Regions from separate parts of the Homo sapiens genome. Here all the other regions are linked to region 1. The links are chromatin contacts, found by Hi-C or POLR2A ChIA-PET in ENCODE. All regions are on one chromosome and are shown on one strand. Each heading gives the region's core, a stretch centred on a gene start or an enhancer-like site at or near the end of the contact. The rest is flanking DNA. Distances are from core to core; before and after follow the strand shown.

Region 1 (3,286 bases), core at 308-2,807:
CAGGGCAGGGGACATAAGCAGTGCTTTCAAAATGAGTCACTTGCAACCCTTCCTCAGCTCCCTCCCCCACAACTTCATCCCCAGGAAAAGCAACTGCCCAAGGTTGAACTGGCTGTCCAGTTACCTAGCCCCTTGGGAGGCATCTTCAGTCAAACACTGTTTTGTTTAAATTTCTATTAAAGATTTGTTTTTGCTCACTAATCCTGAATCTTTTCTGCTCTAACTTGAGTCATATAATAAATTCAAATCTAGGTTTAAAAAAAATTTTCCACAAGATGATCTTTACTACAACTAAAATAAAAATAGAGCCTAGAAACCAAAGTAACAAGTTCATTTTCAGAATTATAAATACCTTTTTTTTTTTTTTTTTTTTTTTAGGGACAGTGTTTCGCCATGTTACCCAGGCTTGTCTCAAACTCCTGGGCTCAAGCAAGCAATCTGCCCTCCTCAGCCTACCAAAGTTCTGGGATTACAGGTGTGAGCCACCATGCCCAGCCTGGCCAACATTCCCTTCAGTGAAAAGTAGATAAAACTTTTTCTTTGTTCCTTTAATTAAATATTAAAATATCCTATCTAGGCCTTTCTATCTAAAACATTCTGAATCCTTAGCTACCAGCCATCTTTAACTTGCTTTATCAGCTTCTAACATACACCTCTCTCCTCCCTCCACTAATATCCACTCCACCCACACAGACATTTCTCAAACAACCCTACACTGTGCTTTTTATTTGTATTACCAGCTTCTTATACTGAAAAGTGTAAGGATGGAAAGGGGGCTATCTTGTAATTCTTGTCAAAACTCTTATTCCACTTACATGAATAAAGCTTCCAAGTTGAATCTCACCCAGGTTTCTTTTCTGTAGCTTACCAAGCCCTGTATTTTCAAGTTTCTAAGACCCATGGTCCATTTATGTGGAACTATGGTTATTCTCTAGTTTTGGCAGAAGAAAATAGATCTTAGTTCTTCATTATGAAGTTCCACCACTCATATCCTCTATTTGGTAAATTTGTCTCCCAGACCAAGAGGATTAAAGTCCAGAAAACAGAGAGGGGAAAAATGAAGTTGAGAAACTGAAGATTGAGAAAACACTGAACACTGCCCACGGCTGGCCTAAGATCCCATTGTCTGACGTTCACATAACTTAGAATAATCTGGACCTAGGCCAGAGTTTAAGGGGGAAACTCACATGATCATTAATGGAAAACCCAGCCATGCTGTGGTCTCAGCAAACCAAGTCCACCGGTCCACAGCATTCCAAGCCCTAGACATTCAGGTAGAACTAAAAGAAGGACACAAACTCATTCTGGAATACAATACTGAGCAAGAAACAGGGTATGTATGGAATGACTGTTATAATTACATACAGCAAAACATTAAGAAAGAGTTGAAAGAGTTTAATAAACAGGGCACTGAAGCAAGCAACAGAGCTGCAAGGCCAAGAGCCCTGAAGGTTGACCACTGGGCAAGGCCAGCCATATGAAAAACAACAGGAAGTGGTGTCTGGGCTCCTTTGTATAAGGTAGGAACACGATGATTCAGCATTTCCTGTTGTGTGCCTACCACACCCTCTGTTAACCCGGCCACCCTCCTGCCCATCCACAGCCAGCTGCCTGGCTGTTCAGGAATGTCTCACCTCTGGGAAATCTCAACTACAAAATTAAAAAGCAACACTTTTTTGGTTACTGTGCCTTATTAAAATTTTTATGTACTCATTTATTTTTTTCTAAGAGAAAAATCAAAACATGTAAAATAGGAAGGGTATCAGACTAAATACTGTAATAATAATTAGCCAAATGAACTTCTTTTTGGCTCTTTCCTGCAGAGGCACTTACTTTCATTTGACAAAGGCTATCTCCAACCTTCAGAAGCTTTTCGTTGTAATAGTCTGCTGGCAGCCTGGGGGCGTATTTAGTCCAGATATTAAACAAAGAAGTGGCACTGTAAAAATCATAAAATAAAACGACATTGTCAAAGTCTGCAGGAAACCCCAATTAATTTGCAAGCAATCCTTTAAAACTTACCTTATGCTAAAGCCTTTCCAATGTGCCTTATTGTTAATGTCCAATTATTAATAATAAATGTAATTACAGTTAAAATTATTGCTTCCTATGTACCAAGCATTGATTGCAGCCCTTTACATATTTTTTTTAGATACTTTACTTCATAGAGCAATTTTAAGTTCACAACAGAATTGAGCAGAAGATTCTGAGATTTCCCATATATACCCTGTGCCCCCAAACATGCACAGCCCTCCCCATTATCAACATCTCCACTAGAATGGTACCTTTGTTGTGATGAACCTACATTGACACATCATTATCACCCAAAGTCCATAGTTTAGGGTTCACTGTTGGTGTCATCCATTCCATGAGTTTGGACAAATGTATATAATGTCTATCCACTGTGAAAATATCAGAGAGTAGATTCACTATCCTAAAAATCCTCCGTGCTCCACTTATTCATCCCTCCTTTCCCGCTTAATCTCTGTTAACCACTGATATTTTTACTGTCTCCATAGTCATGCCTTTTCCAAAATGTCATAGTTGGAATCATATAGTAGGAAGCCTTTTCAGATTGGCTTCTTTCACTTAGCAATATGCATCTAAGTTTCCTCCATGTCTTTTCATGGCTTGATAGCTCATTTCTTTTTAGCACTGAATAATATCCCATTGTCTGGATGCATTACAGTTTATTTATCCACGCACATGCTGAATGACATCTTGGTTGCTTACAAGTTTTGGCAATTATGAATAAGGCTGCTAGAAATACTGATGCGCACGGTTTTTTTTGTTTTGTTTTGTTTTGTTTTGTTTTGTTTTGTTTTTGAGATGGAGTCTTGCTCCTGTCACACAGGCTGGAGTGCAGTGGCACGATCTTGGCTCACTGCAACCTCCACCTCTGGGGTTCAAGCAATTCTCCTTCCTCAGCCTCCCGAGTAGCTGGGATTACAGGCGTGCACCACCATGCCTGGCTGATTGTTGTATTTTTAGTAGAGACAGGGTTTCACCATGTGGGCCAGGCTGGTCTCAAACTCCTGACCTCAGGTAATCCACCCGCCTAGGCCACCCAAAGTGCTAGTATTACAGGCATGAGCCACCGCTCCCAGCCCGATGTGCAGGTTTTTATATGGACATAAGTTTTCAATTCCTTTGGGTAAATACCAAGGAGCACAAGGGGTGAATGTTATGGTAAGAATATGTTTAATTTTGTAAAAAACCACCTGTCCTCCAAAGTGGCTGTACTATTTTGCATTCCCACCAGCAATCAATGAGAGACTTCATTGCT
Region 2 (3,595 bases), core at 553-3,052, 70 kb before region 1:
AAACTTTGAGGGAAGAAAGTCCTACCTGAACAAAAAGGAGATAAAACGCTATTATATTTTGAACATTAAACATTAATGTATCTTCATTCGCATCACAGGCTGTAGAGACCAAGATATTTCAGGTTACATAAGAACAGACAAAATCAGCCTAAGGAAAAATTATGCAAAACAAGGAAAGGAGACCAATGCCCCCACTTCCCTTGGAAATTTGGAGACATATCCTTCCTCGGGATTATGTCTGGAGCCTGTAAAATATACCAGCAGCACTGGCCCACTGGCCCTTATAGTCAAGCAGACTGCCTTTGACCTCCATCTCCACTGACCAGCCAGCCTCTCTGGGCTCCAAATTTGATCTCAAAATTTGCCTTGGTAGTTCCTGATTCAGTGAACCAATTGAACACTAGCACCTTCTGACTTAATTCTTGCATCTTCTTTCTGCACATCAATGAATCCAACTGAGGTAAAAAAAACTTTCTGTGTTCTGCCATGGCTATAACATAGACATTTCTCAACTGGGCTGTTGATCAGTATCATCTATGGAGTTTATTTAAAAATCAGAAGGCTCCATTTCTACCCCAAAATAGAAATCTCCAGGAGTGGAGCTTGAACATCTGTATTATTTACAAACACCAAGGATAATTCCAAAGTACAGCAAGAACTGGGAACCACAGATTCAGGTGAGTAAATCTCCTTTTCCCTCCTGCCTTTCTCCCAGTCTCTTTCTAGTCTCTTCAACCTCCAGTCTTCTAGTCCTTCAATGCCTCCTCTAATACTTGCCAGATAAAGTGCAAACTTTTCCAAAGCCCTTTTCATTCTGATCATGACTACATTTTCTAGCCTTATCCCCCTTTCTACTCTTTCTCTCTCTCATACCTACCTCTCTGTTCAACCTAACCTCTGAAACCATAAAAAAAAAAAATCACTCATTCCCTAAAATGCTGTTATTTCACGCCTCAGAATTGCCCACGCATTTCATTCTTTCTGGAGCATCTCACGTCCTCTTCTCTGCTTTAAGATCCACACAAATGTCACCTCCTCTGACATCTTCCAAGATAGCCCATGTATTTAAATAAGCCATTTCCTTCATTACATAGTATCTTTATTTTAGCAGGTATTACATAATATGTTACCTCTGTACTTGCCTGTCCACACCCTCTAAACACTGGTCTTGGCAGGAAGGACAGTGCTTTGTTTATCTCTTTAAGTTCAGTCAATGTGTTTGGAATATAAGACACACAAAATTATGAAAGAAAAGGGTAATCTTTATTACAGTGTCTTTTAAGATGGCATATTTAAAATGTTCTGATTGGCTCTTGATCAATTTTAACTTTAGACCCCTAACTCAGATCCCATGGCCCAATTTGAAATAGGTTAACAGAAGTATTAAAGTTTTAAGTGAATGGTGACAAAAGAAAAGTTTATAACAAAGCCCTTGATTTAGGTAAATCAGATAAATTCCATAACAGAATTCAGGGCAAACCCTAAGGCTAGTTAAAAACTAGAATCCTAATTTAAGGCAGCCAATTCATTGAGCTGCTAATAAGATTTTGTTTATGAGAAAGTGCCTGGGGCTTTTTAAAGGGGTTCTTCAACTAGAAAAAAGGGAAGTAACATCAGAAAATCCCCCAAAAAAAATCAAGAAGGAAAAATTCCCATGAAACCAATACTACTTAGTCATGAGAAAGTGTTATCAATATGGACCTGAATGTTGTCTATAATAGCAGTGCTCTAGAACACCAACCTATTACAATTGCAAAACCTAGATAAACCATTCTCTAATCACAGGTCAAGAAGTAGACTTTCCATGACGTATCAATAATGAAAAATAACTATATCCTCACATCTTATACTACCTACCACAGTGCCTAGCAAATTAGAAAGGTTCAGTAACTTTGAAAAAAGAAATAAGCCTTTACCTATCACGGGGACTCAGCCAAGAAATCTCGATGGAAAGGGACTTGCCCACCAACTCACAATAAAAATAAGCTCTAAGGTGTTCTTTCAATGGTGGTTTCCACTGCAATGTGCCACCAAAACCACAGTATTGAAGTCCAAAGTATTTTTGTCTGAATGTAAATTTCTCTGCGTATAGTTTCCCTTAGAGAAAATGAAACCTGCCTCTCTTCAGAAGTTACTCAATGCTTATGAGGACAGATTGATGTTAAATACATTTGACACAGGCTTGATGCCCACAGTGCAGCAAAACACTAATGGAAAGATGCAATGGAATCTTGAGGGTGTGACTAAGACATATGTAATCAACTATCACAGGACTGGAATGATAAAGTACCATATTTCCTACATATCTGGTAGACCTCCCTGAGGTATATTCTGGGTTCTCAACATTATAATGTACATTGCAGAAAAAGATGAAAAGTAGATTAAGTCATATCCAAGAATCCTGAGAAGGAATATTGCTTAGAATAAAATATACAAGTAATAAGATAAATCTAAGAGAAAATACAGAAAGAAATGTGTAGTCTGATGGAGGAAAATACATATAAAGCACCAAAAAGTAGTTCAAACAGAATGTCTCAGAGTGCTTAAAGTGAAAGAGAAATAATAATAGTTCTGATATGACAAAACTGAATGAAAAGCAGAGTAATCATAATAATAATGGCTAACATTTATTGACTGCTTACTCTGTTCTGAACACTAAGCATTTTATATGCATCATTACTTGAATCTTCCCAAGAATCCCTGTTTCACAGATGAAGAAATTGAATCTTAAGAGAGCATAAATAACTTGACAGGTCATACAGCTAATCACTGGTAGAACCAGAACTCTAATCCAAGATCCTTATACTCCTAACCACTATGCTATCTTGTCTTAATAAACTAAGTTAAAAGAAGTTTGGAAAGGCAACCTGGATTAAGTTTCCTATGCAATACCCTTAAATCACTTAAAAGAGAAAAAAAATCCAAAATGTAGATATGCTAAATATTCTGTTAGCAGTTTGAAGCCTGGGAGTCAAAACATGGCCTCATAAGAGGAGGGGTCAGAATTAGAAGTTGGCTCATTGATTTAAAAAAAAAAAAAAAGAAAAGAAAAAAAGACTTGAGCACACAATTACAAAGAGCTGAGGCTGGGCACAGTGGCTCATGCCTGTAGTCCCAGCACTTTGGGAGACTGAGGAAAGCGGACCCCTTGAACCCAGGATTTCGAGACCATGCTGGGCAACATGACAAAACCGCATCTTTACAAAAAAATACAAACAGCCAGGCATGGTAGCATGGGCCTGTGGTTCTAGCTACTCAGGAGGCTGAGGTAGGAGAATGGCTGAACCCAGGAGGTCGAGGCTGCAGTGAGCCATACACACCACTGCACTGCAGCCAGGCTGACAGAGCAAGACCCTGTCTCATAAATAAATAAAAATAAAAATAAATTTTTAAAGGCCTATGTATATTCTTCCCCCCTAAAAAAAAATCAGATAGAATTGATTTGACTTGAAATGCTACAAAATAGGAAAAACAATTAAATCCAACTACTGCTAATATAGTTAATAGACTGGTATTTAGGGGATATCAAGAAATAAATTCAGGAAGTATTAAAGCCAGAGGTTATTAGAACTGCTAATACCCCTGAATTTCTTCG
Region 3 (3,715 bases), core at 425-2,924, 120 kb after region 1:
TATCTCCCTGCTAATATAGGTGATCATAAATCACTTTCCATTTAACAGTAATTCAGTAAACTTACATACAGGTTCTGATAATATGTTAATTTTAGCAGCTGTACTGCATTTCAGCACTTTAAATTCAACTGAGTTTGACTTGAAATACCTCCATTTTACTAAATTTAGATTTTTTTGGTACATAATTGTCCCTAGGTTTGAGCTACTCTGTCTCATAGTATGTATTTATGCTTCAGAAATTAATATCTTTTTCTTTCTTAGTATTTGAACCTTCAGATTCTTCCACTATTATAACCATTTTAAGTTCTTTTTAAAATTAAACTTATTTTTTTGGGATAGATAAAACTCAAGTATGTAGAAAGATGTACACGAAGTCTTATTTCTTCCTTTGCTTGCTACTTTATTTTCCTTCCACACTTTTTGGTATCCTGTTTATCCTTCCAGTGTTTTCCTTTTGTAGTTACAAACAAATGTGTATTTTATTCTGGAGATCTTTCCATATCTAGATAAAGATCTTTATTTTTAATAGCTTCATAGTATTTTCTTATGTAGATGTACCGTAGTTTAGTCACTCAATCCTTTGTGGCTATTTGGGTTGTTTTCTATTTTTTGCTGTTACAATGCCAAATGAATAACAATATACATGTAACATTTTCTATTTGAACAAGCAATTGTAGATCTTTAGGTCAAGTATTTTCTTCCACTGTCAGCTGAGAGAACCTAGAAGCAACAATATCCCTGTAGCAGTGAGCACACCTGGTGCCCAGATCTTGGTTTCTAACACCATTCTCCAGTAAAAGGAACCAGGCCTTTGTGGAGAAATGGCTGATTCTAGGACTGGGGCAGCTAATAAAACTGTAAGATCAACCTGGAGTATCTTGTAGTGCTGGAAAGGAAGGAACTATTCAAACAAAAACACGAATGAGTTATGTCAAAGGGACACAGCCAACTGAAAGAGTTCCCAGTAGCCAATACTGGAATAATTTGAGCAACAAAAAAGTAATATTGAATTATAACCCAAAGTATAAAATAATATCCATGAGTTCATGCTGATAGAAGTAAATGACTGACTAAATAAATAAATGGGGGAAGAATAGACAAATCTGTGCATAATTAGATACACAGCCCTCAAGGAAGTATAATACAACTCCCCACCTTTCAAGTGTGAGCTACATGAGGTGACTTCCTGCCAATAAGTACCATACTAATGTAAGATCTTACTAGCGGAAACTGAGTGTGTGGTTTAAGGGAACTCTTTACTATTTTTCTGTAAATCTAAAACGATACTAAAAGTTCACTTTTAAAAAACTGCTTCTGGGCCGGGCGCAGTGGCTCACGCCTGTAATCCCAGCACTTTGGGAGGCCAAGGTGGGCGGATCACGAGGTCAGGAGATCAAGACCATCCTGGCTAACACGGTGAAACCCTGTCTCTACTAAAAATACAAAAAATTAGCTGGGCGTAGTGGCGGGCGCCTGTAGTCTCAGCTACTTGGGAGGCTGAGGCAGGAGAATGGCGTGAACCCGGGAGGGGGAGCTTGCAGTGAGCCGAGATCGCACCACTGCACTCCAGCCTGGGCGACAGAGCGAGACTCCATCTCAAAAAAAAAAAAAAAACGAAAAAAAAAAACTGCTTCTGTAATTCTGATGCTGCCAGATTGCCATTTTGTACTACCACCTAAATGTGCAACAGGCCTGTTTCCCATAACCTCAGCAACTGAATGTGTTGTCAGACTTTTTGAGTTTTGCATTTGATAGATGAGAACTGGTTTAACTCAGGTTATTGTATTTTTCTCATTATCAATGACATTGGACATTTTTTCATATGTTTAAGGGGCATTTTACGTTTTTTCCCTTCTTTGAATTCTCATGTCCTTTATTTTTCTCTTAGGTCATTGGTCTTTGTTTTCAGGAATTTTCTGTTGGGAGATTAGCCCTTTATTTGTGATGTGGGTTGCAAATATGTATATTTTAGATTATGTTTTTTCATGCATAACTTTCGACTTTTATATGGTGAAGTAATTTTTTCTTTTATGTTTTTGGATTTTGAAATATATTTAGAAAAGTCTTCACCATTCCAAGGTTATAAGGAAGTTCATCCACATTTTCTTCTAATACTTGTGGTTGTGTTTTTCACATTTGGATTTTAAAATTTGGATCCTTCAGTTCCTCTCAATCTTTGAGGCATTTTAAATGCTTACCCCTTGCTTTCTGGTTATACCTGCATCAGCATGGTTGTGGCCATATAGGTGATTCAGATGACTTATAGTAAAAGAAATACTTAGGCATTTACTCTCAGTAAGAAGTCTCAACTTTCTGATTACTGATCATGATTATTATAGTAAATGGAAACTCCTTTAGAGTTTCTTTTCACTGTTAAATTGTATATTTTGTAGTATTTTTTCTACTGATTATCAGTATTGTGGATTATTCATGTATCAATTGGTTTTTTCCTTATCCTGTTTCTTATAGGATTCCTTTTTAGATTATTAAACCTGTCTGTGATCTGTTTCTCATCTTCCTTAGAACTCCTACTGGTTTTATGGTCCTCTGATTACTAAACTCTATTTTATAATCTTCAGAAGTTTAATTAGTAGGCCAGTTTGCTGTTTTAACTCATTAAGAAACTGGCCAGTAGTGTCAGTGGATACTGCCTAATATAGGGTGATGATTTATCTTAACCTTTTATAACAGTATTAATATTTTCCCCACATTGCTTGTGATGAGACTAGTGTCACTGAACTGAGCTTGTAACAGACATTTGGGAAGCTGTCTGGTGGTACTGCGGAATTTTGGCTGCTGGAAAATACCACCAAAAATTATCTGTTGAGTATATTGCTTATAAGCATTTGTAGGGGGCCATGTGGGTGTTGATAAGAATGGCAAACCAGAAAGGAACATCAAAGTTGGAGTGTTTATTATTGATGTTTTGGAGTCTGGTTTAAGTATTTCAAAGCTTTATTAGAATTAGGTGAGGATCATGATATAATAGTTTGATTGGACAGACATACCAAGGTAAGAGTTTTGAGGTAAGCTTTTTCAGTGTCTTAGAAAGTGAACAATCATTTGCTACTATTTATTGAAAAATTGAATAGTCTGATGTTGGTTTATATGGGTTTTTTGGGAAGTTCCTGAAATGAACAATGAAGTTTTTTGTAGCTCTTATCTGCCTGAGCAGGAGTTTCCTGGAATAGCAAAGTCATGTTGTTGAAGACAGCTGTATAATGATAGTTAATATAGATTGTAAACTTGGTGTAGACAGTTTCAGTTCTCAGTGTCCATTTAGAACCACAAGAAACTTGAACATGTATTTATAAAAAGTCTGATTCTTAGGCTCATTTGCAAAGACAATGCATTCTCTTGGTGAATAGTTTGACTTTCAATTTTTCCCCTGGGGAATGAGGCCTGACTTTAACAATTAGGTGTCAGACATGCCCAAGTAGGCAGTTGGATAGGTGAGTCTGCAGCTTAATAAAGAGGTCAGGATCACTGTAATACCAGCAGTTTGGGAGGCCAAGGCAGGTGGATCACCTGAGGTCAGGAGTTTGAGACCAGCCGGGCCAACATCGTGAAACCCCATCTCTACTAAAAATACAAAAAATTACCCAGGCGTGGTGGTGGGTGCCTGTAATCCCAGCTACTCAGGAGGCTGAGGCAGGAGAATCACTTGAACCCAGGATGCGGAGGTTGCAGTGAGCTGAGCCCAGGATGCGGAGGT

What was found. Hi-C counts contacts between places; a loop is a spot of excess contacts on that map. ChIA-PET counts read pairs that join two places held with the same protein, here RNA polymerase II (POLR2A). Pooled maps may share reads with other maps.
Region 2: a loop to region 1 is called in a map with no recorded cell type, with 16 times the contacts of the local background. The contact joins two enhancer-like sites. A Hi-C loop is called at or near these places in 1 of 168 maps with a recorded cell type or tissue (GM12878), 13 of 37 single-sample maps with no recorded cell type and 12 of 50 pooled maps. POLR2A ChIA-PET finds 5 or more read pairs at or near these places in 3 of 52 experiments (GM12878, activated B cell and activated naive CD4-positive, alpha-beta T cell).
Region 3: a loop to region 1 is called in a pooled map, with 2.2 times the contacts of the local background. The contact joins two enhancer-like sites. A Hi-C loop is called at or near these places in 2 of 37 single-sample maps with no recorded cell type and 6 of 50 pooled maps. POLR2A ChIA-PET finds 5 or more read pairs at or near these places in 4 of 52 experiments (OCI-LY7, activated CD8-positive, alpha-beta memory T cell, activated T-cell and 1 more).

Annotation. Positions count from the first base shown.
Region 1 is chr12:96,499,487-96,502,772 of GRCh38, reverse strand. CFAP54 (cilia and flagella associated protein 54) reads right to left here. Exons shown (of 68, transcript NM_001306084.2): 2 at 1,834-1,939. Among named protein-coding and RNA genes, the nearest start is that of CFAP54, 12 kb to the right of the region's middle. RefSeq lists an enhancer at 925-2,124. Within about 2 kb of position 1,557, at least 26 of the 41 ENCODE cell types and tissues checked have a DNase peak (open chromatin) inside an H3K27ac peak, as active enhancers do; they include GM12878, OCI-LY7 and endothelial cell of umbilical vein, where a contact is called at or near this core.
Region 2 is chr12:96,569,763-96,573,357 of GRCh38, reverse strand. The region is part of intron 19 of CFAP54 (cilia and flagella associated protein 54); the gene reads right to left. Among named protein-coding and RNA genes, the nearest start is that of CFAP54, 82 kb to the right of the region's middle. Within about 2 kb of position 1,802, at least 2 of the 41 ENCODE cell types and tissues checked have a DNase peak (open chromatin) inside an H3K27ac peak, as active enhancers do; they include GM12878, where a contact is called at or near this core.
Region 3 is chr12:96,375,595-96,379,309 of GRCh38, reverse strand. The region is part of intron 1 of CDK17 (cyclin dependent kinase 17); the gene reads left to right. Among named protein-coding and RNA genes, the nearest start is that of CDK17, 23 kb to the left of the region's middle. Within about 2 kb of position 1,674, at least 5 of the 41 ENCODE cell types and tissues checked have a DNase peak (open chromatin) inside an H3K27ac peak, as active enhancers do; they include OCI-LY7 and endothelial cell of umbilical vein, where a contact is called at or near this core.